Regions from separate parts of the Homo sapiens genome. Here region 1 is linked to region 2. Evidence: read pairs that join two places in POLR2A ChIA-PET (ENCODE). Cell type or tissue: A673. All regions are shown on one strand. Links, peaks and the distances in the headings refer to the core of each region. The heading gives the core; the rest is flanking DNA.

Region 1 (5,370 bases), core at 223-5,222, 110 kb after region 2:
TTATATATTCAGGCTGTCATCTATGTATTTTATGAGAATTAAAAAACATTTTTCCACTAAAGTTTTAAGAATTCTTGGTTAATTCCTAGATACCTTATAACTTTGTCACTGATGTAAATTGCATGTTATTTATTTATTTATTTATTTTTGAGACATAGTCTCACCGTGTTGCCCAGGCTGGAGTGCAATGGTGAGATCTCAGCTCACTGCAACCTCCGCCTCCCAGGTTCAAGCGATTCTTCTGCCTCACTGTCCTGAGTATCTGGGACTACAGGCGTGTGCCACCACGCCCTGCTAATTTTTTGTATTTTTAGCAGAAATGGGCTTTCACCATGTTGGACAGGCTGGTCTCTGACTCCTGACCCCATGATCCACCTGCCTCGGCCTCCCAAAGTGCTGGGATTACAAGCGTGAGCCACCGTGCTTGGCCATTGAATGTTATTTTTGTTATTCTTTTTCTTTCTTCTTCTTCTTCTTCTTTTTTTTTTTTTTTGAGACAGAGTGCCACTCTGTTGTCCTGGCTGGAGTAGAGTGGTGCAATTATGGCTCACTGCAGCCTCCTGGGCTCAAGAAATCCTCCCACTTCAGCCTCTCAAGTAGCTGGGACTACAGGCGCACACCACCATGCCCAGCAAATTTTTGTATCTTTTTGTAGAGACAGGGCTTCCCTATATTGCCCAGGCTGGCCTGAAACCCTTGGGCTCAAGTACCCACCTACCTTGGCCTCCCAGAATGCTGAGATTACAGGCGTGAGCCACTGTGCCTGGCCTTTTTTTTTCTTTTTCTTTTTTCTTTTCTTTTCTTTTCTTTTTTTTTTTAACATTTTCTGATTGGTAATTTCTGGTGCAGTAAAATACTAGTAGTTTTTGTTTGTTTGTTTGTTTTATAGGTTAATTTTGTACACAACAACCTTTATGAATACCCTTGCTTGTTCTACTAGTCTTTCTGTTGATTTTATTTTATTTATTTGTTTATTTTAAGACGGAGTTTCGATTGTTACCCAGGCTGGAGTGCAACGGCGCTATCTCGGCTCACTGCAACCTCCGCCTCCGGGCCTCAAGCAATTCTCCTGTCTCAACCTCCCGAGTAGCTGGGATTACAGGCATGCACCACCATTCCCGGCTAATTTTGTATTTTTAGTAGAGGCGGGGTTTCTCCACGTTGGTTAGCCTGGTCCCGAACTCCAGACCTCAGGTGATCCACCTGCCTTGGCCTCCCAAAGTGCTGGGATTACAGGTGTGAGCCACTGCGACCGGCGATTTTATTGGTTTTTCTAAGTAGATGATTATATTACCTGCAAATAATCAGGGTTTTTGTTTTGTTTTGTTTTCTTGTTTTGAGACGGAGTCTGGCTCTGTTGCCCAGGCTGGAGTGCAGTGGCACGATCTTGGCTCACTGTGACCTCCACCTCCCAGATTCAAGCGATTCTTCTGCCTCAGCCTCCCAAGTAGCTGGAATTACAGGTGTGAGCTAGCACATGCAGCTAATTTTTGTATTTTTGGTAGAGATGGGTTTCACCATGTTGGCCAGGCTGGTCTCGAACTCTTCACCTGTTGATCCACCCACCTCGGCCTCCCAAAGTGCTGGGATTACAGCCGTGAGCTACCGCGCCCGGCAAATAATCAGTTTTATTTTTTCCTTTCGTATCTTTGCACTACTTGTTTCTTTTATTTCCTTGTAGTATTGCTCAAGACCTCTAGGATTTTGTAAAATAAGTGTGGTAACAGTGGACATCTTTGTTTTTTTCCCCAAGAATAAAAGAGATGAGTCCAACATTATTCATTAAGTATAAGAATTTCCTATCTAACCTTTGTTTGCTAAAGGTTTTTATGATAAGCAGGTATTGAACCTCATCAAATGCCCTTTAAAATTCTCATTTGAGATAGCCATATGATTTTTTTTCCTTTTTTTTTTTTTTGAGACGGAGTTTTGCTCTTGTTGCCCAGGCTGGAGTACAATGGTGCAATCTCGGCTCACCACAACCTCTGCCTCCCAGGTTCAAGCGATTCTCCTGCCTCAGCCTCCCGAGTAGCCGGGATTATAGGTGCCCACCACCACGCCCGGCTAATTTTGTATTTTAAGTAGAGACGGAGTTTCTCCATGTTGGTCAGGCTAGTCTCGAACTCGCAACCTCAGGTGATCCACCCGCCTCAGCCTCCCAAAGTGCTGGGATTACAGGCGTGAGCCACTGCGCCCAGCCTCTATTTTTTTTTTTTTTTTTTTTTGAGATGAAGTCTCGCTCTGTCACCCAGGCTGGAGTGCAGTGGTGCGATCTCGGCTCACTGCAACCTCCGCCTCCTGGGTTCAAGTGATTCTCCTGCCTCAGCCTCCCGAGTAGCTGGAACTACTAGTGTGTGCCAACACGCCTGGCTAATTTTTTGTATTTTTAGTAGAGACAGGATTTTGCTGTGTTAACCAGGATAGTCTCGATCTCCTCACCTCGTGATTCACCCACCTCGGCCTCCCAAAATGCTGGGATTACAGGCAAGAGCCACCGCATCCTGCTGATTTTTTTCCTTTAGTCTATTATTGTGATAAACCACATTGATGGATTTTGTAATTTTTTCTTTTTTTTGAGACAGAATCTTGCTGTGTTACCCAGGCTGGAGTGCAGTGGCATGATCTAGCCTCATTGCAACCTCTGCCTCCTAGGTTCAAGCGATTCTCCCGCCTCAGCCTCCTGAGTAGCTGGGACTACAGGCGTGCGTCACCACACCCGGCTAATTTTTTTGTATTTTTTTTTTTTTTTGAGACAGATTCTCGCTCTGTCACCCAGGCTGGAGTGCCGTGGCATGATCTCGGCTCACTGCAAGCTCCGCCTCCCGGGTTCGTGCCATTCTCCTGCCTCAGCCTCCCAAGTAGCTGGGACTACAGGTGCCTGCCACCGCGCCCGGCTAATTTTTTGTATTTTTAGTAGAGACGGGGTTTCACCATGTTAGCCAGGATGGTCTCGATCTCCTGACCTCGTGATCCACCCACCTCAGCCTCCCAAAGAATTTTTTTGTATTTTTAGTAGAGACGGGGTTTCACCATGTTGGTCAGGCTGGTTTTGAACTCCTGGCCTCATGTGTTCTGCCCATCTCAGCCTCCCAAAGTGCTGGGATTACAGGCGTAAGCCACCGCTTCCAGCCTAGTTAAGTAATATTTTATTAAAGACTTCTGTGTCTATATTCATAGATTAAATGGGCCTAGAATTCTTTTCTTATATTATTACTAACTGATTTCAGAGGCAAGATTACCCTAGCCTCATAAATGAGTTGGTCACTTTTTCACTTCTTTTCCAAATCTGTATCTCAAATATCTACTCCAGAATGAACCATAGTAGACCACTTAGCCCAGCCTCTTGTTTCCCAAGTAGGCAAAAACATTATCACTCCTATTTTAAAGATGAGATAGTCGAAGCCCAAGAATGAAGTCCTGAAGGAAGCAGAATTAGAACCTGGAATATCATTTGCCTTGAAATAATCAGTAACCAATTACTTTATAAATAATGCTGCAAGTTTCCAAAGTTAATTTATGTATCAGTTTTTAGAACTCAGAACAATTTCCTGTAGAAACAAACAAGTTGGTTGGGTTTTCATACGAGGTTGATTAACTCATAATGTCATCATCCACCACCCCATACTGTAGTGTACATCCCCTAATATCACCCAATCTTCCAACCAGACTTGACCTTTCAAATTTTTCCACGGTTACCTCTGGACTCAATGTCTGTCATCATTCTTATAAGCCCATCCTCTTCTCTGAACCTCCCTTTCCTAGACCTTACTGAAACCTGGCGTCTGGAGGGCACACTTCCCTGGCAGCCCTCTTTACAGAGGCTTGTTCATCGGTCTTTGCATACTGCAGAGTAGAGTTGGGTGGATTGCTCCCTAGTGCTGCGTCTAGACTCTTTTTTTTTTTTTTTGTTTGAGACAGCCTGCTCTGTCGCCCAGGCTGGAGTGCAGTGGCGCAATCTCTGCTCACTGCAACCTCCTCCTCCCGGGCTCATGCCATTCTCCTGCCTCAGCCTCCTGAGTAGCTGGGACTACAGGCGCCTGCCACGACGCCTGGCTAATTTTTTTTGTATTTTAGTAGAAACGGGGTTTCACCATGTTAGCCAGGACGGTCTCGATCTCCTGACCTCATGATCCACCCGCCTCAGCCTCTCAAAGTGCTGGGAGGGATTACAGGCGTGAGCCACCGTGCCCGGCCTTTTTTTTTTTTTTTCTTGAGATGGAGTCTCACTCTGTTACCCTGGCTGGAGTGCAGTGGCGCGATCTTGGCTCGCTGCAACCTCCGCCTCCCGGGTTCAAACGATTTTCCTGCCTCAGCCTCCTGAGTAGCTGGGATTACAGGCGTGCATGACCACGCCCGGCTAATTTTTGTATTTTTAGTAGAGATGGGGTTTCACCATGTAGGTCAGGCTGCTCTCGAACTCCTGAACTCGTGATCTGCCCCCCTCGGCCTCCCAAAGTGCTGGGATTATAGGCATGAGCCACCATGCCTGGCCTTAGACCCTTATTCTTTCTTCATCTTTCAAAATCCTCTGCTTTTTGAAATTAACGTCTCAAACTATATGATCTGCTGCCTCTACTTGTTGCAAGGGTCTTCAAACCCGGTTGTTCACCCACATTCACTGATAATGTTAGCACCTGGCTCATCTTCTTCCTCTTTTCACCTATTTTTTCCTAACATCATCGTTGATAACTTCATAATCCATCAGGGCAATCCATTGTGGCCTCTCCACTCCTCAGTCTCTTCTCCAGTGATTTTCCTCTTCAGCCCATCCTCAGACCTCTACCCTAGGTTTTGTCATCTCCAAAAACAAACTCTTCCAACTTTTTTTTTTTTTTTGAAATGGAGTCTCGCTCTGTTGCCCAGGCTGGAGTGCAGTGGCGCCGTCTCGGCTCATTGCAACCTCTGCCTCCCGGGTTCAAGCGATTCTCAGCCTCCTGAGTAGCGGAGATTACAGGCATCCACCACCATGCCTGGCTAATTTTTGTATTTTTGGCAGAGATGGGGTTTCACCATGTTGCCCAGGCTGGTCTCGAATTCCTGACCTCAAGCTATCTGTTGGCCTTGGCCTCCCAAAAGGCTGGGATTACAGGCATGAGCTGCCATGCCTAGCAACAATTTTTTTTTTTTGAGACAGAGTCTTGCTGTATTGCCCAGGCAGGAGTGCAGTGGTGTGACCTCGGCTCATTGCAATTTCTGCTTCCTGGGTTCAAGCAGTTCTCATGGCTCAACCTCCCAAGAAGCTGGGATTATGCCTGGCTATTTTTTTTTTTTTTTTTTTTTGAGACTGAGTCTTGCTCTGTCACCCAAGCTGGAGTGCAGTGGCGTGATCTCGGCTCTCTGCAGGCCTCCGAGGCCTGGCCAATTTTTGTA
Region 2 (5,323 bases), core at 1-5,000:
AGGGCCCTGGCTCTACCTGGGGGGACTAACAGGAGCGTCATCCTGTACACTGCTTTCACTCCACATCCAGGCCTGTCAGAGCAGCCTCCCAAGCCCCTCTGGGAAATTTCCACTCCTCTGCAGCCCCACCGCCTCTACCCTCATCCAGACCTCTTCATCTCCCTTCTGCTTCACAGCCACTGTTGCCTACCTGGTCTCCCAGCCTCAGCATCATCCCTCTAATCCATTCTTGCGCCACATCAGAGTGCCGTCATGGTGAGAGTGGCTTGTAACTCCCCTGCCTAATAGGCTTCCCTGGCTCCCAAATGCCTTCAGAGTAAAGACTAAGCTTTAGTGGTAGAGTGTAGCAGCTTAGGGAACAGCTCTGAAGTCAAACTGACTGGCTCAAATCCCAACTCCTCCACTTACCATGTGACTTTAGGCAAGTCACTTAAACTCTCAGTGCCTCAACTGCCCATCAGTAACATGGAGATAATAATTACCTCATCCAGGCCGGGCACGGTGGCTCATGCCTGTAATCCCAACACTTTGGGAGGCCAAGGCAGGTGGATCATTTGAGGTCAGGAGTTCGAAACCAGCCTGGCCAACATGGTGAAACCCCATCTCTACTAAAAATACAAAAATTAGCCAGGCGTGGTGGCAGGCGCCTGTAATCCCAGCTACTCGGGAGGCTGAAACAGGAGAATTGCTTGAACCCAGGAGGCGGAGGTTGCAGTGAGCCAAGATCCCACCACTGCACTCCAGCTAGGGTGACAGAGCAAGACTGTCTCAAAATAAAATACTACTAATAATAATTACCTCATCCAGTGGTTGAGAGCATTAAATGAGCGAATCTGCATAAGCGCCCATGTAAAGTGCACAGTGCAGTGTCCTGCACAGGTCAAGTGCTCTACGTGTTAGCTTAACACGCCTTGCAAAGCCCTCCATGACACAGCTCCTGCTCTCTCTGTGGCCTCATTACTTCTTCTTCTTCTTCTTTTTTTTTTTTTTGAGACGGAGTTCGCTCTTTTTGCCCAGGCTGGAGTGCGATGGTGTGATCTCGGCTCACCGCAACCTCTGCCTCCCAGGTTCAAGCGATTCTCCTGCCTCAGCCTCCCGAGTAGCTGGGATTACAGGCATGCACCACCAGACCCAGCTAATTTTGTATTTTTTAGTAGAGACGGGGTTTCTCCATGTTGGTCAGGCTGGTCTTGAACTCCCGACCTCAGGTGATCTGCCCACCTCCGCCTCCCAAAGTGCTGGGATTAGAGACGTGAGCCACCGCGCCCGGCCTGCGGCTTCATTATTTCTATTTTCCCCTCCCACGCTGAGCCCTTCTCTTCCTCTGCGTGTCAACACGACTGCAACTGAGTGCTGTCTCCTCTATGCCCCTTTCCTGGCCCAGACACAGACCCCAGCCTTTCAGTCTGCATCTGTGTAGCCCCAAGCTGCCTCCCCAGGGCTCTGATCTCCCTGCAGGTAGGGACTGCATCTGTTTTGCTCAGAGCTGAGTCCCAGAGCCCAGCACAGACATCTAGATGTGTTAGTCTTCGCATGGAACCCTGGGAGAGCGAATGGAGGGAAGAGGGACTGTGTATCTGGTGAGGTCGGGGGTTCCCACCTCTTGCAGCAGCCCCTCCAGGTGGGAAAAGCTAGGCCGGTCGGCAGGGTGGGGGGCCCAGCAGCGCAAGGCGAGGGAGTAGAGGGCCCTGGAGCAGAGGGGAGGCCTAGGCAGCCGGGCTCTGTCCTCCAGCCGCTGCAGGATGAGGTACGGTGGGACCCCGGCCCAGGGTTCCTCGCCCCCGGAGAACATCTCCCACAGCGTCACCCCAAACATCCACACGTCCGAGGCAGACGAGAAGGCTCCGTGGCGCAGGCTCTCTGGGGCACACCTGCCGAAGGAAGTGGAGCTGAAAGGGGCGGGACACGTGCTCCTTGGAGGCCCACCCTCCACGGAGCACCCCCGAGTGCACCCATCTTTCACAAAAGTCCTCTTTGCCTAGGAGGATAACCCTTCTGGTCCAAGCCTCCCTCAGAAGCCCGGCCCCCTCCGATCTCCCTCGGCTGCTGCCCTCCGGATCCGCCCGGCTCAGAGCCCGACCGCCCGCGGACCCGCTCTCACCAGGCGTAGGGGATAGGGCGGGGCCCGCCCATGACGTAGCGGCCCCGGGCACCGCCCAGAGGCCGCACCAGCCCGAAGTCAGCCACCTTGATGGTGCGCGGCGACGCCAGCAGTAGGTTGCGCGTAGCGAGGTCTCGGTGCACCAGCCCGCGGGCCCCCAGGTACGCCATGGCTCCCGCCAGCTGCCGCAGGAAGAGGCAGAGCAGGGCCACGAGCAGCGGGGGTGTCGGGGCCGGGGCCGTTAGGCGCGCGTGCAGGGAGCCCAGTGGCGCCAGCTCCATCACCTGCAGGAGGGAACACCGCGCCGCGTGAGCCGGACCCATTGGACCCTGGCCGCCCACGCTCCTGCCGCACGGCTGTCCCGGGAACCAGCGGCTGGATCTGCTCACCATCTGCAGAGGCTGGCCCAGTACAAGGCCGTGCAGACGCAGCACGTGTGGGTGCTCCAAGTTCATCATGACCGATACCTCTCGCAGGAAGTCCCCCAGTTCTGTGCCCATCGGGCCTTCGGGACCTACCCGGAGGGACTTGACAGCCACTGGGACCTGGAGGTGGGGGGAAGCGCCTTTAGGCATTGCGGGCATGAAGAACAGAGGGGGCAGCTGGCCTGGATGAAGCGGGCTCCCTGGACACTCACACTCTTGCCACTGGGCAGCGTCCACAGCCCTCGGTGCACCACACCGAAGCAGCCTGAACCCAGCAGCTCCCCTCTGCAAACAGCACCCTCTGGGATCAGACACTTGAGGCCCCCCTCTGGCTCAGGGAGGTGCCGTGGGCTGTCCGAGGGCAGGGTGGGCTCCTTGTGCTCAGGGGCAAAACCTCCAAGGATCTGAAACAGGGATGGGAAATCCGGTATGCAGAGCCCTGCGCCCCCCTCCCTGCCCCTCAAGCCACCTCATTCCCAGGCCCAAGCTGCCCACCTACAACACACACCTTGTAGACCCAGTTCTTAGACTTAGGCCCAGAACGTAGCCTTTTCAGAGCTTCGGACAGTCTGCGCTGGGCTGTGGGAGGCCAGAATCAGGGCTGGAGTGGAGGTGGGTGTGGGGAAGAGTGCGGAGAGACTTACAGGGAAGAAAAGGGCTGGAAGAGGGTTGTGGTGGGGGAAGGCAACTGATAGGCTGTGGACAGAGAGACCAGGGCCTCGGGGCAGGGGTCCCTCACCAGGCCGGCCCATGCCAATGCCGTCCAGGTCCTCAGGCTTTACAAAGTCGAAGTGCTCTGGCCGAGTGACATTAAGCTCCTCAAGGATGGGCCAGTAAAACTGGGCCAACTGGATGTCCCGGAGCAGCTTCAGTAGCCACAGGGAGCCAGCCTCAGGAAGCATGTCTGGAGAAGGAGTTCCTAAGGATGATGGCACTCTCCTTCAGATGGTGAGCTCAGGGTAGGCCCTAGAGAGACCAGGTCTCCAGCTCCACCTGCAAGTCATTAGAAACACTCAGGTACAGAGGCAGGGACACAGCAGAGACAGCCAGGATCCCTGCCACTCACGCACACAAATCCCAGATAGAATGTTCCCCGTGCCCAGGCATCCGGGTACTCTGTCCCTTCACCGCTGAGTAACCTGCCCTGCTCACACCTGCAATTTTAGCATACTGCCTGCTCCTACTACAGACTCCAGGTATGTTACCATCCTGACTCTGAAATATCACGGCACATCACACACCCGGACACCCAGAAACACTGCCCTTTTAGACCTGAGCTACGCAGTGGCACAAACTCACTCATACACACCTGAGACGACATCTCCCTTCCTCCAACATGAGACATCTCCCTTCCTCCAACATGAGACATGTTTGCCTACCACACACACTGGAGATGCTCAGATATGACAACCACACCATACCTCAGACATGTAGGTAGAGCACGCACACACACGAAGGTACACTGCCTCCCACATGCTGCCACACACACACACTGAGACCTACAGATATACTGCAAAACATGGCCGAGACTCCCAAATACATGTCCTCTTTTTTTTTTTTTTTGAGACGGAGTCTCGCTCTGTCATCTAGGCTGGAATGCAGTGGCGTGATCTCAGCTCGCTGCAACCTCCGCCTCCCGGGTTCAAGCAATTCTTCTGCCTCAGCCTCCCAAGTAGCTGGGACTACAGGCGCGTGCCACCATGCCCGGCTATTTTTTGTATTTTTAGTAGAGATGGGGTTTCACCATATTGGCCAGGCTGGTCTTGAACTCCTGACCTCGTGATCCGCCCGCCTCGGCCACCCAAAGTGCTGGGATTACAGGCGTGAGCCACTGCGCCCGGCCGATATATGTCGTCTTAACGCTGAGACATTTCAGCATGCGGCCACAAAACGCCCAGGCTCATCTGTGTCCTTCCATGAGATGTTCCTTGTACATACGTGTCACATCCATGGGACATGGCAGTTCACTGCCTCCAAACACCTAGATACACTGCCCCACACGGCTAAGACACAAAGGTCCACATGAACACAACACACAGACATCGAGGTACAGTGTGCACACAGCATACCTGAGCTATGGGGGCATAGGGACCCCTCAAGCCAAAAGAGGTCCACAGTCATTGCCTCTCCTCCACCGGAGGCAGCAACATTTGAAATCAAATCAGGCACTTGTGATGGCCGCTAGGCTTAGGTGCTGCCTATGGAGCCACTGAGGCTGTCAGGTACACAGTCCCACACCTACCTGAGCTCAGCCCCAGGCACAGATGCCTGCTGGCAGCCTGAGTCACTCGGTCTAACTTGGCTTCAAGGCAACTCCACCAACCTTTGTTAAATAAGGCTCTGGGCCTCTGGGTACTGGCAGCCTGCTCACACTTTCCCTAGCACACTCCTGGACCCGTCCCTTCCCCTACATTATAAGCAAGGAGGAAGAAGAGGATCGAGGCTGGGCCTAGTTGGAAACGCGCAGGTGGACTCAGAACCGGGCGCGAACAGGGTTGGGTTGGGAAGGAGAAAGCCCAGGACCCTGGGGGACCCGGCCCTGCGCGCTCGGTGGGAAGCGGGGAGCGCAGAAGGGAGACAGGAGGAAGCGCGGCTGCGGGAGGGAAGGACGCAGGAGAAGAGGACAGGCCCAGCGCCCCCCGGACGCGCCCCCAGCGACGGCTGCTCCGCCGGCTCTCCCCAGCCCGGGCCCCCTGCTCGGTCCGGACCCTCACCTGGTCAAGGCGGAAGCGGCGACTGCGGAACCTCCCAGGCTGCCTGGGCTAAATCCGAGGAGGCGGGACAGGAGTAAATCCCG

What was found. Peaks named below come from ENCODE experiments on the same cell type or tissue, not always from the same donor. Only the 100,000 strongest peaks of a DNase experiment are listed, where the experiment ranks them.
Region 1: POLR2A ChIA-PET joins it to region 2 with 7 read pairs; 5 of 35 experiments call an interaction of 5 or more read pairs at or near these places.

The regions. Positions count from the first base shown.
Region 1 is chr17:7,270,936-7,276,305 of GRCh38, reverse strand. No RefSeq gene overlaps it. Among named protein-coding and RNA genes, the nearest start is that of SLC2A4, 8.1 kb to the left of the region's middle. In A673, for the core only: no CTCF peak of the experiment used is centred there; no DNase peak of the experiment used is centred there.
Region 2 is chr17:7,381,032-7,386,354 of GRCh38, reverse strand. It overlaps TNK1 (tyrosine kinase non receptor 1), which reads right to left and starts at 5,266. Exons shown (of 13, transcript NM_003985.6): 1 at 5,241-5,266; 2 at 3,266-3,519; 3 at 3,035-3,105; 4 at 2,739-2,930; 5 at 2,491-2,646; 6 at 2,102-2,385; 7 at 1,601-1,871. The coding sequence starts at 3,428. RefSeq lists a silencer at 1,943-2,202 and an enhancer at 5,248-5,323. In A673, for the core only: no CTCF peak of the experiment used is centred there; a DNase peak (open chromatin) is centred at 2,124; H3K4me3 peaks cover 841 bases.